Linked DNA regions of Homo sapiens: region 2 is linked to region 1. Evidence: chromatin loops called from intact Hi-C (ENCODE). Cell type or tissue: thyroid gland. All regions are shown on one strand. Each heading gives the region's core, and the rest is flanking DNA. Links, peaks and the distances in the headings are about the cores only. Region 1 has its middle 3.6 kb from the start of KCNC1. Region 2 has its middle 9.7 kb from the start of SAAL1.

Region 1 (4,396 bases), core at 325-4,324:
CTTTTCACTTCCTTTGAAGCACAAATGTCTATTTTATTTTGATGAGATCCAAGATCCAAGTTATCTACCTGTTCCTTTTTTTTTTTTTTTTTTTTGCTTATGGTTTTGACATCACATCTAAGAAACGATTACTTACTTCAAGTTCTTCTAAGAGTTATATGACTTTGGCCCTAACATTTAGGAATTTGGTCCATTTAAAATTTTTAATATGGTGTAAGTATGGGATCCAAATTCATTCTTTTGCGTATGAATATATAGTTGTTTCAGCATCATTTATTGAAATGACGATTCTTTCTCCATTGAATTGTCTTGGCACTCTTGTCAAAAATTAATTGACCATAAATATATGAGTTTATTTCTGTACTCTCAATTCTATTCCATTGATCTATCTATCTATCCTTATGCCAATACCACACAGTCTTGATTATTGTAGTGTGGTAGTTAGTTTTGAAATTGGGAAGCGTGAGTCCTCCAGCTTTACTCTCCTTCTTCAATACTGTTGTGAGTTTTCTGGGTCCCTTGCATTTCATAATGTATCTTTAAGTAGTCCTGTCCAGGAGGTGTTTTCAGTAGCTACTAACTGTGCCTGGTACTACCCGGGACCTATAAATTGGCATAGAAATGTAAAGCAGGGTCTTGTTAGTACACAGAAAAAAATAGTTATATTGGAGGGAAGGTGATGATTTTTTAATTTCCAGTCATCTTCGATGTAGCTTATGTAAAATAAATGTATTAACTAAATATTATTCTGTAATTGCAAAAAAAGTTGCATCTGTTTTTGTTGGCATACTGAATGCTTCCAAATAAATGTAACTTATTTTAAATCATTATATAGGTGTGCCGTGCAGTTAATAAAAATATGAAGCTTTTTTCTGTATTTTTAAATATTTGTAGTATATGTCAGCTTCTTAAAATTTATATTTGGTCTTGAGTCCTTTTCTAAGTCTAAATAAATATTCACTTTTGTATCCAACTTTGTATTCTTTTTTGCTTTCTTTTTTTAAAAGAGTGACCCCCAAAACTTCCAGGCTTCAGGCCCTACACACCCTGGACCCACCTCTGCATACTGACCATGCTCACCTGCAGGCTGACACATCCACAGGTGTACATACAAGAGAACTTGCCAGGCTCTCCCTATCAGAGGAGCCGCAGAGGGAAGACCTTTAGGGTAGCCACGAGTCTCCAGCTGCTTCTGGGAGGAGAACTCAGTGTCCTCTGCACAGTCCTGCTGTGAACATGCTTGCAGGAGGGCCTGTACCCACCCAGCCTCCTTACATATATGCACACCTGACCATGTTCACCACAGCCATCATCTCATCTCACACTTCCGCACCTCCCTCCCACAGCCTGCAGGGAGAGGCATCCAGGCCCAGGGAGGGCTAATGCTCTGTCCCCAGGGCCACACTGACACCCTAAGGGACATTGCTGAAGGATGGTAGGAGTCCATGAGGGGGAGGGGGTGTAAGGGCTGGTCACAGAGGGATGAGAAGTGGGCTAGGGAGCCCGAGGGAAGGGAGAAAAGGGAAGAAGAGGAAATGAGGTACCATGTCATTTAATCCTTACCAGACATTGGTCCCTTTATGGATAATGAGGAAATAGAAGCCTAGAGAGGGAATGGGACTAGTTGACGCAGCTAGTGAATAGCAAAAATGGGATTTGTAACCAAGTCTGTCTACATCAGTGGTTCTCTCAACCGGAAGAAATTTTACCTCCCAGGGTACATTTGGCAGTGTCTGTAGACCTTTTTGGTGATCACTGCTAGGGAAGAGGCTTCTACCGACACCTAGTGGACAGAGGCCTGCTAAATATCCTGCAATGCACAGTACAGCACCCGGCCCCAACCCTGGCAAAGGATTACATCTGAGCCAAGATGTCAACAGTGCAGAAGTTGAGAAACCCTGGTCTAGACACCTTCCAAGAGTATTCTTCACCTTGGCCCCTTTCTGGACTTCCCATGGCCTAAGCCATGTTGGTGCCCCTGCCCCAGAGTTTCCAAGAAGGAACAGCTAGCTGTATACCTCGCTGCAGCTCAGCCCAGGTTACCAGGGTCACTGCTCAACCTACAGATCTGTGGCCAAGGTCGCCAATTTCCCACTACGGCATCTCTGGATTCAATCTTCCCTGACCATTGGAGGCAGGCGGTATGGTCTAGGGAGGGGATGTCTGCCACCCCCACGGCTTACCATCAGAGCAGGGTTACTATCCTCAAAGCCTTCTCGGTCAATACCCAGCTTAGGTTAGTTCCCAGCCATGGCCACAAGATGGCACCCCAGCCCACCAGGAGGGCTGAGGCTCTGGGCCTGGGAGAGCAGCATGGAGGATGTGCCAACCTGGACAAAAGCCTAGGGGCTGGACTTGGGCCAGTTCCAGAGCTTAGCAGGACCAGATCTAAGGCCTGCAAGTGCCAGGTGGGAAAACATAGGCCAAACTTGGCTTCAGAACTCCCTTCACCTTTTTTTTAGTCCACTCCCAACACCAGCTTATATTCTAGCCTTTCCTACATGAAGCTTACTGAAGCCCAGCAATCCCTCCTTGGGCCTAAACAAGAGAAATTCTAGAACTTAGATGTTAAGGATACAGGAGTTATTATTATTATTTCAATACAACAGTAAAAGCAAAAAACGAGGCACAGAGAAGTTGAGTAACTTGCCCAAGGTCACAGCTAGTCAGTACTGGAGCTGGGATTTGAATCCAGGCAGTCTGGTTTTAAAGTCTGTGCTCTTAGCCACTGAACATACCACACCACAACTGCTCCCACCCCCACCAGCCCCAGCTACCAAAGACCCTCTGGCACCAGACCACAAGCTTTCTTCTGCAAGGGAGGGGCAAATGGCTGCGAATAGGAGGTGCTGCTCCAAAGTGGAAAAGGAGTGAGGTTTTCAGTCTAGCTGGGGGTCTGTCGTTAGTGTTTGCGAGTGAGAAGCTAGGGAATGGTTAGTCATTCTTCCTCCTATTTCCCCCCAAAACCCTCTGTTTCTCTGTTTTCTGGTTTTTGGTTTTTGTTGATTTCTTCTGTGTTGCCCTCTTGGTTTTCCTAGGCTGTTTGCAAATGCTAGCATTCTCGCAGTGTGAAGGGGAAGTGAGAGAAGAAAGTTTGATGTCCTGTTCAGGATCCACAAGGGAGGCCATTCTTTGGGGCCTGGGCTGGGGGTGTGTCATCAGGGATCAAAGTGAGAATCCTAAAGTGGAACAGTGTGGGGCACATTGGGAACAGCTACCCTCTCCTGCTGGGGAGGCTCCTGTGTCTGAGTTTTCTCTGCTTACCTCTTGGGGGATTTTAGGGTGTAATGGGCTTTAGGGTGCAATGAATACCCTTTCACATTCCTTCTGCCTCCAACCCTGGCCTACCTCCCTCTTTCTAACACATCGTCCAGAGCCCCTAATCACCCAACCTTCTGCCTACCAGGAGCCCCTTGTTTCTCTCTGTCTCTCTGTGCCCCCTCCCCAACTGCCTGGGTCACACTGCAGCCCCCTATTAGGACTCGCCATGGCGTAGTGATGGGGCCCTGCACTGATTCCCTAAAAAACCCTGGGTAAGTCCCTCCTCCTGACTTGGTCTCCATTAGGTGTTCCAGACTCCCACAGTCTCTGCCACTTGGGTTCTAGGATCCCAGCCTCTCTCCTAGCCTTTCTCAAATCATCTGGACCTTAGTGAGGATCTACTGTATTCTGGGCACTCTGGAGGGAAGCAAACAAGAAGCCCTGGAGGAGCTGATGGTCCTTTTATGGAGATCAGATGAGCTATGGAGAAGATCAGGAGCCATACTCTGATCCCGTGTGGTTCTGCAGGTGAAGAGAGAGGTGAAGTCCTGGAACCCTATGGCTAGTAGAATCCCAGAAGATTCTTGGGTGAGAAGAGGGGCTGGACATCTGGGTAGAAAGAAAGGAAGGTTTGGAGAGGCTGCTTTCTTGTCTCTCCCCATCTTGATTTCTCCCAGCTGTGTGTGTGTGTGTGTGTGTGTGTGTGTGTGTGTGTGTGTGTGTGTGTATGTGTCTGCCTCTGTGTCCACCTTTTTCTCTTCCTTCTGGATTCTCCATTTCTATTTCATCTTCTACCAATGTTGGGACAGAATTTCCTGAGAACCCATGTCCCGGGGATCTGAATATGGGCCAGGATGGGCCACACCAGGCCGGGCCACACCAGGCCAGGCTTCCTTGTGGTTAGGAGATGGGGACTCACACTGGTCAGGGTGAAAGGGACACTCAAAATCACTCTCATCCCTGCATTACTCTGAGATTGAAGGGGAAACAGCTCCTATTTAGAGGAATCACACAGATCAATATCTGGAGGGAGGAGGTGCCATGCAGGCCCCAAAATCCAACCCTCTCTTTGTCTCTGCCCAACTCTGCCCATTTCTGACTTAATTTAGCCTCTCTGTCTCTCCCCTTGTCCTAT
Region 2 (4,396 bases), core at 119-4,118, 380 kb after region 1:
CAGTTCCCTGGTGTGAGAACACAGGGGATTCTGAGGGAGGCTGCAGACATATGGCGCTCCTAACCTAGTCAATGAGAGAAATTCATGCCTGTAGGTAGAGTGAGGACAACTTGGTCCTGAATACATCTGAATGTCCAGGCTATAATTAGAAACTGACATCTGTCAGAATTCAGTCAGCAAGTGATAAAGGTGAGTTACCTAAGAAAGCTTTATACTACTGGGTAATCAAATTCAGAAAAAGGACAACTGACCCACTAGTTCAGAACCTCAATGTCCTCCCCAATGAAATGGAGGAGTATTGCCTGCCTCACAGTGATTATGCAGAAGAGCAGAGAAAATACATGTATGATGTCTAGAACATTGTAGGTGGCCAATATATTATCATTTCACTTCTCTGGTCCTTAGGAAAGGTGGCATAAGAAAAAAGAAGGGCTAAACTAAGATGAGGAGCAGGGAGTTACGGACTGAAGGGATCTGATCAAGCTAGAATTAAGTGACGAAGATTTTTTAGAAAATTAACTGATTACGGAAAAGGGGGAACTCAAATATAGAGTTATAATCATGGTTTATATAATTTCTCTATTAGATAACTCATCTTCATTTTATGCATTTATTACTCCTGGTGTTAAATTGATTGCTTTTATTGAGAGTTTATGACATTTTTACTCTACTTATTCCTCTGAGTTACTGACTTAAATGGCTCCTTGATGTTCAGATTGGCTTAATAAGTACTTCCAAAATTCCTGGCACATTTTATCACTTTCAGCAGCAAAACAAGAGGTAGTGGTTCTCAACCTTTGCTGTGCATAAAAATCTACCGAGGTGCTTAGCAAAGGCAAGATTTCTAGGCTCTGTCCCAAGAGACTGTGGCTGCTGGGGGCAGGGGGTAGGGTATGGACCCGGGAATCTTCATTTCATTTCACAAAGCATCCCAGAATCCAGGTGATTCTCACGCAAGTGGTCCCAGAACAACCCTTTGAAAAATATTAACCTAAGGAATGAAAGATATTTGTAGTTGAGTGTGTGAACATGTAAATAGGATTAAAAGCAAATCCTTAAAACCATTTTTCAGAGACTCAGAAAAATAATAATACCTGAAATTTAAAATACTGCATTCTGAAAACAAAATTTTGCCACTTTATTATGGCTAGTGGGGTATATTTCTCCCTCTCTCTCTCTCTCTGTCTCTCTAGATGGAGTCTTGCTCTGTCTCCTAGGCTGGAGTGCAGTGGTGTGATCACAGCTCACTGCAACCTCTGCCTCCTGAGTTCAAGCAATTCTTCTCCCTCAGCCTCCCGAGAGGCTGGGATTATAGGCGCATGCCACCACACCCGGCTAATTTCTGTATTTTTAGTAGAGACAGGATTTCGCCATGTTGGCCAGGCTGGTCTCGAACTCTTGACCTCAGGTGATCTGCCCACCTCAGCCTCCCAAAGTGCTGGGATTACAGGTGTGAGCCACTGTGCCCAGCCCTCGGGGTATATTTCTCTTGCTAGCAGTTTCCTGGCCATATATAAGCCCCAGTAGAACCACCATCAAGGTAATTCACTGTAGGTTTTACTGGGATAAGTGGAGCTAGACTTACCTTCCAAAGGCACCACATCCTATTTGCCATTTCTTAGATAAAGGATGAGCTATGTGTTCACAAATCCGAAACTCTTGTTTTGAAAGCAGCAGAGTACCTTGATTAAGAGCAAGTTCTGCAGAGCAAGACTGCCTGGGTTAATCCTGCTCTGCTTTGGAACTTCTTTACGTATCTTGGGGTTTGTGTGTGTGTGTGTGTGTGTGTGTGTGTTAGTGTGTGTGTGTGTGTGTGTGTGTTAGCTTCTCTGTTAAGGGATAATGCTGCTTGCATCATAGGACTAAATGATGGAAACCAATTCATTAGTACATTTAAACAGTGCCTAGTACGTATTAAAATCTCAGCTAAGCTTGGTTGTTTTTATGGGGACGGTTGGCTCCGTTCAGCTTCCCCATGGACTCGCCTCACACTTTTGATCCACCTGCTTCCTGGCTTCCCAGGAGACATAGACATGAACTGTCCCAGATTTCCCACTAGGGGGCAGTAGAGCCCCACCGGTATTATGGGAACATGCACCCCTCAACTCCACATCTCTCTCATGGTCCTGCTGAAAAGAGGCAGCTCACACCTTATGCGACCTCGGCTGGAGGATCCTCATAGAAGAGTGTCAAAGCTGTCCAGAAAAGCATGAGGAACCACGCTTATGAAAAACCATGCCCCTTCTCTATCCATCTGTGGCATCACTAGCACCTTTGCCCAGTGGGGATGTGGCCTCTGCTCAGCTGCATCCTGGGGGCAGCCAGAAGCAGCCTCCTGCCCCCTATCCTGTGGACCTCACCTTGGCCAGCTGCCTTGAGGAATGTTAACCATCCTTGGCTGCTGACACCCAGGACCAGGGAGCAGAAAATGATGCCAGTGGAGAGCTTCATCCTGCTGCAGGGCCAAGGAAACACAACCAAGGATAATACACATTCTGTTTCAAGTTTTTATTTTTTGTAATGTTAGTCCATTCTTTCATTCCAAGAAAAAAACCCACTCGGTTTTACACACGCACACACACACACACACACACACACACAGGTGTATGTGTATAGATAAAAGATAGAAGGTCAGAGGGTCTACGTCTCCATTTCCATTTGTCTCATTGGAATCCCAGTATCTGACAGAAGAGGAGCAGTGACCCAGGATAAAGCAAATAGACAAAAGTCACACCATGTTTGAGAATCATTATTTTAGATTAGAGCCTGCCAAAATTAGGAATTATGCCTCTTTCTGGGTTCTGAGCATATTTTAGGCACAGTAAAATGAAAGTTATAAGGCAGATAGCTGTCAGAGGATTTCCCTGTCCCTTTGGTTCTTATCTAAGGCAATGCTAAGCAACATTTGAATATTCCCTACACAACTTCCATTCCTTGGAAAAGGTGGGATTCCCTGTGGTCAGTGTAGTATCTGAGCTGGCGTGGCTCACTTGGTCCCAGGAGTAGACAGTAGAAGAGGGGGAAGAGGAGGGGAGTTGTCAACCATCCACAGCCACTGGTCATGGTGTACTTGGAGGAGCTGCTTCATAAAGCAGGGCATGTGATGTCCAGACCTCCTTTTTCCTACTCTTCTTCAGGCAGAAATTGAGGGCCAATGATCACATCCTGTCACAATTATTTTACTCCCTTTGGAACCATTCAATGCTGGAAATCTACTTTCTCGTTTTATTCAAGTCATTCTCTTCTTTGATAGAAGTTGATATGGTTTGGATCTGTGTCCCCACCCAAATTTCATGTTCAATTGTAATTCCCAATGTTGGGAGTGGAGCCTAGAGGGCGGTGATTGAATCAGGAAGGCTGTTTCTCATGAAAGGTTTAACAGCATCCCCCTTGGTACTGTCGTCGTGATAGTGAGTGAATTCTTTTGAGATCTGGTTATTTAAAAGTGTGCAGTACCTCCCCCCTCACTCTCTTTTGTCCTTGCTCCCACCATATGAGATGCCTCACTCCCGCTCTGCCTTTGCCATATTGAAAGTTTCCTGAGGCTTCCCCAGAAGCAGAAGCCACTATGCTTCCTGTACAGACTAAAGAACCATGAACCAATATAACCTCTTTTCTTTATAAAGTACCCAGTTTCAGTCATTTCTTTATGGCAGTATGAGAACGGACTAATACAGAAGTATTAGAAAGCAAGTGGCGTGGAGACACTGGCTCATGCTTATAATACCAGCACTTTGGGAGGCTGAGGCAGAAGGATCACTCGAGGCCAGGAACTCAAGACCAACCTGGGAAACATAGCAAGACCCCATCTCCACTATATATCTGTATATATATTTTTTAAATTAGCGGGGTGTGGTAGTATGCACCTGTGGTCCCAGCTACTCAGGAGGCTGAGGCAGGAGGACTGCTTGAGCCCAGGAGTTGGAGGCTATGGTGAGCCATAATCACACCACTGCACTCTAGCCTGGGTGACAAAGTGACACACTGACTCACAGGAAAAAGAGCAAGAAAGCGAGTATGATTTCTAGATACCAAGAGGAACTCCTCACAGGGACTTTGACAAGCCTTGCCTGTTTTCTTCCTTTGTTACTTAATGTATTCTGCCTTCCGGGAAGGTACACGCAGTTTCTTATGGTGCCAAGCTGAGAATAATAGACAATAACGGCAGTCAGTTCTTTTCACTTGTTTCTCCTGAAAAAGAAAGATTTCCTGTCATGATATCAGAGTCCCCAGGCCTTAAAGGGATTTTCCAACAGTCTCTTACAAGTGACTACGTGTGCTGGTTTGCATGAGATCAGTGTCTATTGTCCAAGCTTAATAGTGGCACATCTTTTCATTGTCTACAATGGCCTGGATTGAACAGTAAATCAGATGGTAGCACTACTCTGATAACCTT

Evidence for each region. A loop is a pair of places that touch in the nucleus more often than their neighbours do. Peaks named below come from ENCODE experiments on the same cell type or tissue, not always from the same donor. Only the 100,000 strongest peaks of a DNase experiment are listed, where the experiment ranks them.
Region 2: it touches region 1 in a loop (4-fold over the local background); 7 of 110 quality-filtered maps call a loop at or near these places.

What each region holds. Positions count from the first base shown.
Region 1 is chr11:17,728,948-17,733,343 of GRCh38, forward strand. No RefSeq gene overlaps it. Among named protein-coding and RNA genes, the nearest start is that of KCNC1, 3.6 kb to the right of the region's middle. In thyroid gland, for the core only: a CTCF peak has its summit at 2,270 (motif pointing right); a DNase peak (open chromatin) is centred at 2,304.
Region 2 is chr11:18,113,626-18,118,021 of GRCh38, forward strand. It overlaps the pseudogene SAA3P. Among named protein-coding and RNA genes, the nearest start is that of SAAL1, 9.7 kb to the left of the region's middle. In thyroid gland, for the core only: a CTCF peak has its summit at 2,055 (motif pointing right); a DNase peak (open chromatin) is centred at 2,056.